2 separate regions of the Homo sapiens genome follow, and region 2 is linked to region 1. A link is a contact called in ENCODE Hi-C or POLR2A ChIA-PET data. All regions are on one chromosome and are shown on one strand. The core of a region is the stretch at or near the end of the contact, and the rest is flanking DNA. Distances in the headings are between cores, read along the strand shown. Region 1 has its middle 53 kb from the start of WNT11. Region 2 holds the start of WNT11 (Wnt family member 11).

Region 1 (6,277 bases), core at 2,210-4,709:
TGGGCGTGCACAGTGGGGAAGTAGAGACAGTGAGTGTAGACAACTCTTGCGAGTTTAGCTATAAAGTGCTGGAGAAAAATATGGGTGGGAGTTGGAGGGGACTGTGAGACCGAAGGAAGATTTCCTGTAAATGCGAGTGGGATGGAGCCAGTAGCAGGGAGAAGGCAAAGGTTCAGGAAGAAGACGGGACAATGAAAGGAGCAAGGCCCCAGAGAAAATTTGGGGTGACAGGGGAGAAGGGGGAGCCCCAGGGCATGGTGAGGACAGCAAGGAAGGGTGGCCGGGCAGGAGTGGGCTGAGCTGTCCATCTGCATGGGTGGGAGGCTGCAGGCGAATTTCCCGCCTGGCCCCTGAAGAGGGACAGCCTGGGATGGGGGCCTGACTGGAGTGACTATTCCAGGGTACAGGCCAGGGCAGAAGGGGCACCATGAAGGTGGCTTGGAGCTTCTTGGGCCTTTTGAAGGAGATTCCTGAGGTTTATGGGAAGGGGTGGTTTGCTGCCCCTGAGTTCAGCATGCCTGGATTATAATCACCTCCTCCCCAGGCGCTCTTCAGCTACTCTTGTGCCCTCTAGCCCACTCTCCACATGGCAAGCACCTGACCTGTCCTAAACACAGCTCTCACCCTATGAGAACTGTTACATAAAAGAAAGCAACATTTACTTACCTTTGCTATATGCATTGTACACACTAGTTAACTGGATAGTTGGTGAAGGGAAGTTTCTCTTATATAAATATTCCAAGTAAAAAGATTCAGAAGGGATCATAGAATTAGGCTGTCAGCTCTTCGCAACTCCTAAATAATGAGCACGTCTAAGACAATGCTCATCAATGGCACAGAAAGGCAGGCAACCAGACACCTGATGCCTCCTGATGGAAAAGCACACACCTTTGAAATAGCCTTGGCATAAGTTTGACCCTGAATATAATGAAGCATCTATCCGTGCTGTCCAAAGACAGCAGACACCAGCCACATGGAGTTCTGAAGTCATTGAACAGTGGCTAATCCACATTGAGATGTGCTATGAACACAATCCACACTGAACTGCAGAGACTTTGTACAAAAAAGAATGTAAATTCTTTTGTATTAATTTTTATATTGATGACGTTAGAATGATAATATTTTGAATATATTGAGTTAAGTAAGATACAATTAATTTCATCCATTTCTTTTTGCTTTTTAAAATGTTACTACCTGAAAATCTAAAATTACATATGTGACTTGCACTTGTGGCTCACATGATTTACTATTGGGTGGTACTGCTCTGGATCTAACTACCAGTTTATGGGAAATTCAAAGGGCAGATGAGCCTTTAACACCAGGAAAATGCAATCAGAAAAATCCAGACGGTTGGAAACCCCGCAGGACGAGCCACCTGGTTTCTCCAATAAATATATTGAAAGAAAAAATACATAGAAGAAGGGAAAACCTATTAACAAGAGACTCAAGAGACATATAAATCAATCCCATTATGAACCGTGCTTGGTTCCTGTAAACTAAACAAACTGAAAAAAAGAAATTAAGGGACAATCAAAATGGAAGCACTGACTAAATATGATATGAAGGACTTGTTATTTGTTTAGGTGTGATAATAGCATTGTGGTTTTGGTTTTTTAAGTCTTTGTTGCTTAGATGCATAGAGAAATATTTACAGATGAGATGCATCTGTCTGGGATTGGGGATAGGGTGTGAATGGGGTGTGGAGGAAACAAGATTGGCTATGGATGATGGATGACAGGTGACTGGAGTCCGCTGTGCCTTGTGGCACACACCCTGCCCTCCAGCCAGGTGGATGCACTTGCCATTCCCAGAACGCCCTGCTCCTGCAGCCCTGGGGCCTTTGCCGCCATGATGTCTCTGCCTAGAATCTTCCCCCCTAACCCACAGCAAACCTCTGTCCACCTGTATGCCAGAGCTCAGCTACCCTCTTCTCCTCTTTGAAGTCCTCTCTGACGTCTTCCCCACTCTCCACCCACCCACTCTCCCTCCTTTGTGTTCCCCCACTACCTGTGTGTGCTTCCAGCACAGCCCTTCCTACATGTCCCTACGTGTATGTTTCCCTATCTGTCACCTTCAGTAGCCCATGAGCTCCCACGGGGCAGGCGCGGGATTTTAAGGCACAGCTTGTGCTCAGGAAAACTGGATAGATTCGTCTTGGTGTGTTGAGTGTCCATTTTACAGAGGAAGCAGTTGGGACCCGGAGAAGTTAGTCTTGGCTAAGTTCACAGAGCTAAAAAGTGACAGAGCTAGGACTTGAAATCAGGACCTTTGAGTCACGTCTCTGCCTGACCTCAGCCCTGCGGGCCCCGTTCCCGCCATTCCTTCCTGCCTCTCACGTTGACTGGGCTCCCCCTGTCGGTCGGCACTGGCTGAACAGCCATGGAGTGGCGCTTTGGGGAAACCACGGGCGACCAGGAAAGATCTCAGGCAAGCCTCGGGTAAGTGAGCTGTAAACTGAGACCTGAACCCAGACACAGCCCATGCCAGGCCGAGCGAAGAGCCTGTGCAGGGGCTTGGAGTAGAGAAGAGCACGGCTCCTGTGAAGGATTCAGAGGCTGGAGCTGGGCGATGGGCCACCGCGCGGAGGAGGCGCGGGCGGTGGTCCGAGTTCCTCAAGGGATCTACAGACGGCGCCCCTCCTACCCAGGGTGTTTCCTGATGATTGTATTTTGTATTTCAGCGTTGATGATTTTTTTTTTCACTACTTCACCCCCTCCCAAACGCCCAAAACTGCCTGGTGATTTTTTTTTTTTTTTTCAAAGTGCATCCTGACCCCTCTGGCTGCCTCCATAGACTCAGCTTTAGTCCCGGCCCATCCTGCTGGCACAAGGAAGCCACCGCATGTGATGGGGTGTAATTTACAGCCACAACCCTAATGTGCAGAAATATCACTTTATTTCCCCGTAACTGTCCTCACCCGAACCTGTTTTGGCCGCTGGCAGCAAAACGCTTATCTGACCACTTCAAGGCAACTCATTCATCTCTAGTTAAAGATTATCCCCTAGGGGGTAAATGCTCAAATTCCCCAAATTTCCTGACCTCACCCCTTCTGGCCCCAGGGACCAGGCTTCAGGCAAGTGTCTCCTGACCTGCCCGTGGTGTGGCTCATCTGGGTGTCAGGGGCCGGCCCCACTGCAGAGGCCCTTCCTTGGTTCTCACCCTGGGACCCTGTGCCCCAGGGCAAGGCCCACTCGGCTCCCTTGGGGCTCAGCCACCTAGCCCACTTTCCCTCACTGCTGAGATCAGGCCACCTGCATGGACTTCTCTACTCTGCTGGTTGGCTGTCCTGCACCCTGAGGAACACGGAGGACTTCTATGAAGGCTTGCCTGGCTCTTCCTGGCAGGCCTTGGGCAGTCAGGTCCCTGTTTCCCATTTAGAACCCAGAAGGGGACAGGGACCGGAGAGGAAGTGCTTCTCTCCAGCTCCACGAATCTTTTGACTTTGGGCTTCCTGCCTTCCAAATAGCCCCCACTGCAGCTGTTCACACCTTCACTTCCTCTTTCAAAGGTGAGAAGACTCCTACATCATCACCAGCGTGTATTTTTCTCTCCTCTATGGCTTTTGTTTGTTTGCTTGTTTTGATGGTTGTACATTCAAAGTCCTCCAGGCTCTGTCTGGTCAGAAGTCACACATCCTCTCCTTGCTCAACAAAGCCTGGCCTTGTGGGGAAAGCTTGGCTTTCCAGACAGGCAGCATTTCAACTCCCTTTATCGTTCTGGGCTGTATCCACTCTGCCCTGGAGGCAGTAAATGGGGGAATTGGTGAAGGAGTCAAAGGAATGACTAACACCCCAGCCTCGGCTGCTGCTCTCACTGCCACAGAGCAGGGACAGAGCAGGCGACTGGACGCACGAAGCATTCCTGCTGAGTGAAGTCCCAGGGATGTTGGGGCCTGCAGCCCAGACAAAGGAGCCCTAGAGATTCGGAGGGAGAGAAATAAGTTGTCATTGACCTGTAGTGTGGGCATGTTAAAGGCTGAGGAACTGGCAGTGTGGCATGTGGCAGGATTGCCAGGGTCACAGGATAGACAGTGATTTAGTTTCAGCAAAATATCATCCACCACGTTAATATTGCTAATATGAATTTAATTGGCTTAGTAGTTTTGTGTGGTTTTAATTTGTAAACTTGTTTTGGTTTAATGGTTGTGGGAGAGCTATAGACCTTAGTTTATATTTAGTTTTTAGTTTGTAAAATGTTCTCGAGAGTGAAAATGGAAGAATGGAACAGTCTATAATAATTCTTCCTTGCAATTCATCATCCGTCCTCCACACCACCCGGAAAAAACAGGACCCAGGAGGACATGGAAACAGTCTTTATTTCAGGGTTGTGCCATAGCTGCCCACCCTATGAGAGGAGGTGGGAAGCCCTGGGAGGGCTGGCTTCACCCGTCCCCAACCTGGGTCTTCCTTCTAGATCCTTGGGTGCCCTTTGTGGCTAGGCCCTCTCCTCTAGACTCTCTGGCCCCTGAACTATTTCCCCTGATGCCTTTAACCCCTGGGTTTCCCTCCCTCTTTGAGTTCAACCTTTTCTTTTCTTTTCTTCAGCCCCTGGAGGGTCCAGGCTGTGGAAGGGGCTGTGGCTCCTGTTGGCAGCGCATCCACCAGACAGACTCTGACCATTTGCAGCGCCAAGTGGGGTCCCTCCTGGCCTCACTGTGCCCAAAGTGTTTCTGTCTCTCACTCCACCACGGCTGCATTCCCAAATGCCCCCTCTGACTTCTGGGTTCAGTGTGTGCCAGGCTTCAGGAAAGAGGGGGAGAAGGAAAAGATCCCACCTTGGCACAGACTTCTTTAGGCGATATTACAAAGAAAAATCAGGTTTCAACCTTAGGGGGTCTCTACAGGAATTTTTAACCTTGAAATAATCCCTACATTATTTATTGTATGGTGTTGTAGGCCTCACTAGGGAATTTTTACTTGATCTTCAGTGCAATGGGAAACTTTGGAAGGGCTGTCAGCATGGAGAGTGACATGCTCTAGCATAGGTTTTCTTTTCTTTTTTTTTTTTTGAGACGGAGTGTTGCTTCGTCGCCCAGGCTGGAGTGCAGTGGCACCATCTCAGCTCACTGCAACCTCCGCCTCCCAGGTTCAAGTGATTCTCCTGCCTCAGCCTCCCCAGTAGCTGGGATTACAGGGCACGTGCCACCACACCCAGCTAATTTTTGTATTTTTAGTAGAGACGGGGTTTCACCATGTTGGCCAGACTGGTCTCAAACTCCTGACTTCAAGTGATCCACTTGCCTCAACCTCCAAAAGTGTTGGAATTGCAGGTGTGAGCCACCGCCTGTGGCCAGCCTAGGTTTTCAAAAGAGTGCAGTGGGAGAAACTTCCTGTAATGGCAGTGGTATGACGTGGCTGCATGAATTGTCCTGCAGATAGCAATTATGGAATCTAGACAAAGTATTAAAAAAAAAAAAAAGTATGTAAAGCCCCTGGAAAGTGTCTTAGAAAGACAAAAGCCGGAAAAAAAGTTTACTCTTGAAAAATGGCAAAGAGAAGAGGTAAGAATCATGGCAGCACTCTCACACCCCCGAGGCTGGAGCAGGTGGTAGAGAGTAGAGTTCAGAACTGTAAGGGCAGCTGGAGCATCAAAGGGGACATCCTGGCAGTGAGATAACTGCAGGAGGCCTCAGGCCCGAAACCCGAGCACAGATTCTGTCCAAATATTCCAATGCTAGAGGGCCTGGTGAAAAAAAACAGGCAGGAACTGGAGATAAGTTACCCTCGAAAGACAGAGCAGCTCTGGACTGGGTAAAATATGTGAGTGTCCTGCTTTTTGAACAGTGAGTGAATTTCCCAACCTGTATACAGCGCAGCCAGCAGAAAGTGAAAAGTCTTACTGCCTTGAGGTATCAGAGAACAGAGTCCAAGCCTGGTAGAGCAGCTGAAAATTTAGGGGAAAATCCACAGAAGCAAGGGAACCATCGAAAAGTGAGCACCAAAATCTGAATGTAAACTTCCCAATCCTTGGATGACTGCCCAGTGATAGCTGCAGGGGACCCCTGGGAGCCACACTGAGAAAAGCCATGAGTGGGAGCTGTGGGAGCGGAGCAGAGGTTTCTGCTGCTCGGCACTGTGGAGGAGACAGAATGTGCGGCTGAAACAGGCAAACGACCCCCCAGCAGAATAAATACAGCAATCATCAGAGGAGCACGAAAAAAACCCAGTTTCCAAGCTGCACCAAAACAGGAAAATGTGACTTACACTCAGGAAAACAAAAAAGGCAAACAACAGCAACTGACTCAGTGGCATGCATGTTGGCATGTTGGATTTAGCAA
Region 2 (6,277 bases), core at 1,446-3,945, 53 kb after region 1:
GCGGAGGCTCCTGGGTGAGTCCCCGGCTTTCCAGCCTCACTGAACACTTCCCTGCTCCCAGCTGTGCTGGGGCTCCCTGTGCCCAACAGTCCACAGAGCTAGGCAGCTTAACTCAAATCCTGCCTCTACTACCTCTGAGCTGTGACACCCTGCTAGGTAGAGTCCCCCATCTCTGTGTGCCCCAGTCTCTGTTTCCTCTTCTGTGCAACGGGGGTAATAGCAGCACCCACCTCACAGGGTGGTTGGGATATTTAAATGGAACAATATACATAAGGCACTTAGAACGGCACCTAGCACAAAGTGAGGCCATGTGTGTGTAGACATATATGTACATATACATAGATATATGCACGTGGCCTACACACGTGTATCTATATATACACATGCATACACAGATCGTTGTTATTCTTAAACTCCACCCCTTTTCCCACCTCCCCCTCTATCTTAAACTCTAGCAAGACTTTAATCCCCTATTGCTAGACTATCAGTTTCTCATAGGAGTGCAGTATGATCTAACTTACATGACCCAAGCTCTCGGAGCAGCGTCTGGGGCACTTAGGAGTAGGCTCTTGTGGTGCCTGGTTTCTCCAGGTCTCCCCGCATGCGCTGTTCGGCCTCCAGGCTTCTGCTCGTGCTGTGCCTCCCGCCTAGGACGCCTGCTTTGCACTCCGTCTCTGACCATCCAAATCCTCCCTGTCCTTCCAATCCTGGCCTATGCATCTCCCTTAGATAGAACTGATCACTCCTCCTCTGGGCTGCCATGCTCCCTCTGCTAGGACACAGACCATAGTCCACTTTGTATTTCTATATGTCCATCTCCCCCAAGAGCCTGGGGGCTTATTTAAGGCACACAATGAGTTGTACCCATTTCTGTGGCAGCCTGACTTTGCAGTGGGGACAGAGGACATGGACGTCAGGTTTAGCCAGCCGTCCATCCCACCACAGGCCAGCGTGGGGGCTTGCGTGCATCATGCCCTTTGCAGGGTCTCGGTGTTCCCACTGTGGAGCAGGGATGATGGCAGTGACCCCACAGGACTCTTATGGGCGGCAAATGACACCCAAGCCCACTGCAAGGCCTCTGACGCTCCTTCAGCCAATCCTCTCCTTCCCTGGACCTTAGTATCCTTATCTGTAAAATGGTGGCGGTGGATGAGAGAGCTTGGACTCGCTGATCGGAGGTCCCTGCCAGCTGGAACAGTGCTGGGTACCCCATTGCAAAAGGAAGGTGGCTGGTTTCTCACAGAACTCCTCAGGGACAGCTGGGAAAAGCTAGTGCCCAGGGCTGGGAGATTGCTGAGACCAGGCTTCTTGTAAACAAGAAAGGCAGGAAGACGGGGTTCCCTCCTCGAATCGTCAATTAATCAATAACTTGGCCTGAGAAGGGGCAGGGCCAGTGACCTCCAGACTGTTTGCTGGCGGCGCAGCCACTATCACCCTGTCTTCCAACTAATTCACAAACCCTTTGCAGCGCCCTCCCCAGCCCCCACAACCTGCCCCCTGCTGTCTTATCTGCAGGCTCCCTGCCCTGGCCCCAGATTCCAGACCCTTGTCCTGTCCTGGACTTTCCCTCTCAGGGAGCCCCTCTGCCCACAGCGTCCTCTCCATTGCCCGAACCAGCCAACTCCCAGCAGCGCTTCAGTCACCAGAGGCACAGCCTCGGAAAAGCTTCCCGGTGTCTCACATCTGTGTCCCCACCAGGTGGGCTTCCTTCCTCTAGGCCTCCAGATTCCCGCTCTGGTTTCTCCTCGGGCACTTGGACACTTGTGGAGTTATTTACAGCCTGGGCTTATCTCTCTCAACTTAGAGCGCAGCTCCTCCGGGAAGGGGCTGGTGTTTACTCCTCTCTTCACCACCCCCAGCCCCCTGAGCAGGCACTCCCTTCAGCTCGGCACCAAGCCTCTCTCTCCCTCCTACCCCTGCGTGAATAATTTCTATCTAAAGGAATGCCCTGCACATGTGCACAGTGGCATCTGACAGCTTCTGAGGTCCTTTCAGGAGCCTCTTCTCATCTGATTTGAGGGAGGTGGGGAGTCTCACCCTCCCGTGACAGAGGAGGACAAGGAGGCCCCAAGAAGTAGAGTGACACTTTCCCAAGGTCGCCCAGGTGGAGGGGTCAGGAGTGTCTCAGCGGAACTCCCGCTAGGGTCAAGGAGACTGACGGACAAGGACCGCTCCTGGGCTGGCCGCTCTGGATTGCGCCCCCTGAACAGAATGTCTTTTTCCATCTGCCCCTGCGGAGGTGGCCAGAAACTCCGTGGCCCTTGCGCCACCGTCAGCTGCACAGGACCAGGCGCTTCCATTGTGGTCCACGCCCGTCTCACTCCCTTTTCGCAAGCCTGCGGGAGGCAGGGACATTTTACAGAGGAGGAAACAGAGGCTGAGGGATGACTTGCCCACGACCGCCAAGCCAGCTTAGGCTCCCGGGTCTTGGTGCGCTCGCCCCATCCAGGGGACCCCAAAACGCCCTCCGCCGCCCCAGTCCCTGGCCTGTGCGCGTGGACGCGGGGTCCCTACTCACAGCCACTTGATGCCATAGCACACGCCGGTCTGGAGCGCCAGGGCGAAGAGCAGCGCCTCGCAGACCTGCGGCCGCGCCCTCATCGTCGCGCGGCGGGCGCGCCCGGGGTCACACCCAGGAGGAGCCGCGCCGAAGTCCTCCGCCTGCACGGCCGCCGCTGGTCCTGCACGCCGCCTGCAGCCGGGGAGAGCGGAGGCGGCGGGTTAAGGCGGCGCGCGGGCGGGGGAGGCGTTTTATTCAAATTACAAAGGAGGGGTCGGGGCCCGGGGAGGCCGAGCGCGGCGGGCGTCCCCTCCCGCTCCGCCCGGCCGGGGGACGCGTCCCGCGCCTGGCTCGAATTAGGCGCGGCCGAAGGCGTGTCTCCCAGCGTGGCCCCGGGCCCCAACGCGCCTTCGAGCCCCTCTGGCCGGGGCAGCCGGAAGGAGGGACAGGAGGCGGCAGAACCGGAGACCCAGGAGAGACCGGGCAGACACAGCGAGAGGGAGAAGGACGCTCAGAGGACAAGGCTGAGAGCCACGGAGACAGAGGGGGAAACCCGGACAGACGCAACCTGGGACGGAAAGGAGAGGAATGAGGAATCAGGAGTCCAGGCGAGGCAGCAGAGTCGAGGACCCGGAGCTGGGGCTTATCCCTGCAATATTGAGCATTAGTTAATAGGGCCTCGGCAATTCTCCTTCCCAAACGTGTTTCAGTTTACCTCCTCAGTAAGCTGGGGCAATTCGGGCACAATTCCGCTTTTATAAAGAACGTTCCCTGGCCGGGCAGGGTGGCTCACGCCTGTAATCCCAGCACTTTGGGAGGTCGAGGCGGGCGGGTCACCTGAGGTCAGGAGCTCGAGACCAGCCTGCCCAACATGGCAAAACCCCGTCTCTACTACGAATACAAAAAATTAGCCGGGCGTGGTGGCGGGCGCCTGTAATCCCAGCTACTCGGGAGGCTGAGGCAGGAGAACCGCTTGAACCCGGGAGGCGGAGGTTGCAGCGAGCGGAGATTGCGCCACTGCACTCTAGCCTGGGCGACAAGAGCGAAACTCCGTCTCAAACAAACAGACAAACAAAAAAAGTTCCCTAACACGATCGCATCTGCTCCTCCCAGCACCCCGTGAGATAGGCACTATCGCTGCCTCATCTCACAGATGAGGAAACTGAGGCACAGAGGTGGGGTTCAGCTAGGGAGCGGCAAGCCGGGTGTCCGGCGAAATCAGGAAATGGGGCTTGCTCGGGGCCCTGCTTTCTCGGTGTGGGAAGGGGAGGATGGGAAACGGGATGGTAGGGCTCTTTGTACAGTGAGGATTCCGAGTCTCCAAGTCCGTCTTTAGCCGCTCCACTTTGGAGGGTGGGAGTGGAAGCATGCGGGCTGGGACTGGGCAGCCCCGCCTTAGCGAAGCGGGGAAGCTCGCGGGGCTGGCGCGGTGTTGCCTCTGGCCTCCAGGCGGCGCCCTCGGGCCGCGGAGGAGAGGCTGCCCCGCCCGCCCGCAGCCCGCGGAGCAGCTATCTCCGCTTTTTTTCTCCTTCACTTCATTCTCACCTCATTAACTCCCTTCCCAGCTTCTCCCAAATTTACCAACACCTGGCGTTCGCCCGGAGTCAGACACAGCCCCAGCCCCTCTCCCCTCGGGAGGAGCAGAGACAAAGGGATTCCTTTCTAAGGGTTTGGGGAGTTGGAAAAGGAGGCGCCCACGGTAGTGGGGGCGCTGGAGCAGAAAAGGGACGTTCTTATCTGGCTCTGTGAGCTTGGGCAAGCCCTCAGCCACCCCAGCCTCGGTGTCCCCTTCCATAAGAACGAGGAATGGGGCTTCGCCGTGCGTCCCCCGAGGACCCCGTCTCCCTGCAGCCTGCGGGGCTCAGCGCCCCTCTGCTATTTGCACCGCGACGCCACCTGCGTGGCGCGTTCCTGCGCGTGGGTAGTCAGCACGCAGAGATGGGAAGCCCCACTGTTTTCTGGAGCCTGTCGGCAAAACCCACAGGAAGGCGAGGAGAAGCCTGGATCGTACAGTTTTTTTCCTCCGCAGAGCCCCGCAGCTAGCGCCCAGCACAGGGGCGCCTGCGACAAACATGCCGTCAAGGCTGGGGGTCTCAGAGGGGTTCTCGGTGTAACCCAGTCCCGTCCTCCCACCCAGCCTGTATCCAAATCCTTTGTCTTCCTGGTCCTGCAAGTTTCTTGCACTTCTCAGAACGAGAAAAATATCCGCTGGATATGGAGGGGGGAATCAAAACTCCAGTCACCGTCTTCCCCTCTCCCAAAGTGCGCCGCCCCCCGAAGGCACCCGGCATTCCTGGGTGGGGAGGGGGCGGGGGCTGCAAGAGGACGGAGGCGCGCGGACTCACAGCGGGGGATCTGTGTCCAGCCTGGTCTCCCAGGGAGAGGAGGAGCCCCCTAGGTCGCACAGCGGACGGGGACCCAGGCCTCCAGCCCCGCCCAGCTCTTTCGGTGCAGCCCCGGCTGTCCCAAGGCTCTCCCTCCGCCGCCCAAGCTCGTCGCGCGGGGAGGCAGCGCCTGGCCCGAGCCTCTGGGTCCTGACGGACTGTTCCTGTCCCTTGTACGAGCGCCCGGGACAGCCGCGCAGGCCACGGGGTCACCTTCCGCCTGAGCTCGCGGGTCAGGGTGCACGCGCCTCCTGAAGCCCCCAGCCCGCCAGGGGGCGCTAAGCCGGGGCTCGAGGAGGGGGGAATCGCGGCTGCCTCCTGCGTCGCGGGCTGGGGTCAAGTCCTCTTCCTGGGCCCCCGCTTCTCCGTCTGGGGATGGGACGACGTGTCGAGGGAGTGCCCCCTGTGTCCTGGTCGTTCTATAGGACACTTGCCGTGGGCCGCCCTGACCTGCCCGGCCCCTTGCTTGGGGCCGGGCGCGTAGTGGGCCGCGCCAGGCGTAGCACCTTTGGAGAGCGAGCGGTCACCTCCTCGAAGTTGGTCCGAGCTACCCTGCCTGCAGCGGGCCCGGGAGGCGGCCGCCTGGGGCTGTGCACAGGGAGAACACCACGAGCGCAGCGCCGCAGCCCAGCGCCGCCAACAGATGGTCATAGGCCCGGTCTGTGGAGGACTCTGGAAAGCCGGCCGCTGGGACCAGGCCACGCCGGCCCGGCGAGGACTTGCGGGGTCCCCCCTACCCCGACGCCCCACGGGCACCGTGCACCGGGGCCGATTGTCCGCGCGGCGCGCAAGGTCGGCACGGGCGGGTCCCGAAGCCTCCCGCCACGCAGCTCACGGAGCTGACCCCGCCAACCAGGGACGCCGAGCGACGGCTTCAAGGTTACCTGCGGGGCGGGGCGAGGCCGGGCCTGCCACCCGGCTTTGACCCCAGCCGTGAGGCTTTCGAGAGACGTCTGCTTGGCTGCGCACGCGGCGCCGGGTCACCCGGGAGACGGGTTGTTTTGGAAGTGGGAAGGGTGGGTGGGAGCACTCGAGATCCCTCCTGCTAACCCCCTGGAGCCGGACCCTGCACGCCCAGGGCCTTGAGGGACACCGAGGCACTTCAGCCCCGGGGGTGGGAGGCGTGGAGCTCGTGCGCGAGCTCAGCCAGATGTTCCGGGCGGTTGCAGATGTGCCTCGGGGCCGGGGACAGGACTTTCCTCCTCCCTAGCCCCCAGCCTGGAGCTCAGGTCAGTAAACAAACTCGGTTCTCCCCCTCCCCCCGCCGCCCCTGGGACCCGTTCTCAAAGCCAGGCTTCTGCCCCCATCCCCAATTTACTAGGCGCTGCCGCATTTCTTTGCCTTTTGCCACCCTTTCCCCCCGCCCACCACACACACCCTCTGTCGCGGGATC

The links. A loop is a pair of places that touch in the nucleus more often than their neighbours do. ChIA-PET counts read pairs that join two places held with the same protein, here RNA polymerase II (POLR2A). Pooled maps may share reads with other maps.
Region 2: a loop to region 1 is called in a map of PC-9, with 9 times the contacts of the local background. The contact joins the promoter of WNT11 here to the enhancer-like site in region 1. A Hi-C loop is called at or near these places in 10 of 168 maps with a recorded cell type or tissue (Caco-2, GM12878, HepG2 and 7 more), 13 of 37 single-sample maps with no recorded cell type and 16 of 50 pooled maps. POLR2A ChIA-PET finds 5 or more read pairs at or near these places in 2 of 52 experiments (B cell and Panc1).

Annotation. Positions count from the first base shown.
Region 1 is chr11:76,149,997-76,156,273 of GRCh38, forward strand. No RefSeq gene overlaps it. Among named protein-coding and RNA genes, the nearest start is that of WNT11, 53 kb to the right of the region's middle. RefSeq lists enhancers at 1,961-2,841, 2,493-2,582, 3,483-3,542. Within about 2 kb of position 3,460, at least 13 of the 41 ENCODE cell types and tissues checked have a DNase peak (open chromatin) inside an H3K27ac peak, as active enhancers do; they include GM12878, PC-9, Panc1 and 2 more, where a contact is called at or near this core.
Region 2 is chr11:76,203,807-76,210,083 of GRCh38, forward strand. It overlaps WNT11 (Wnt family member 11), which reads right to left and starts at 2,696. Exons shown (of 5, transcript NM_004626.3): 1 at 2,519-2,696. The coding sequence starts at 2,601. LOC112268079 (a long non-coding RNA gene) reads left to right here and starts at 6,021. Exons shown (of 2, transcript XR_002957259.1): 1 at 6,021-6,113. RefSeq lists silencers at 2,609-2,848, 3,829-4,048 and enhancers at 3,153-3,820, 5,155-5,821, 5,440-5,489, 5,822-6,277.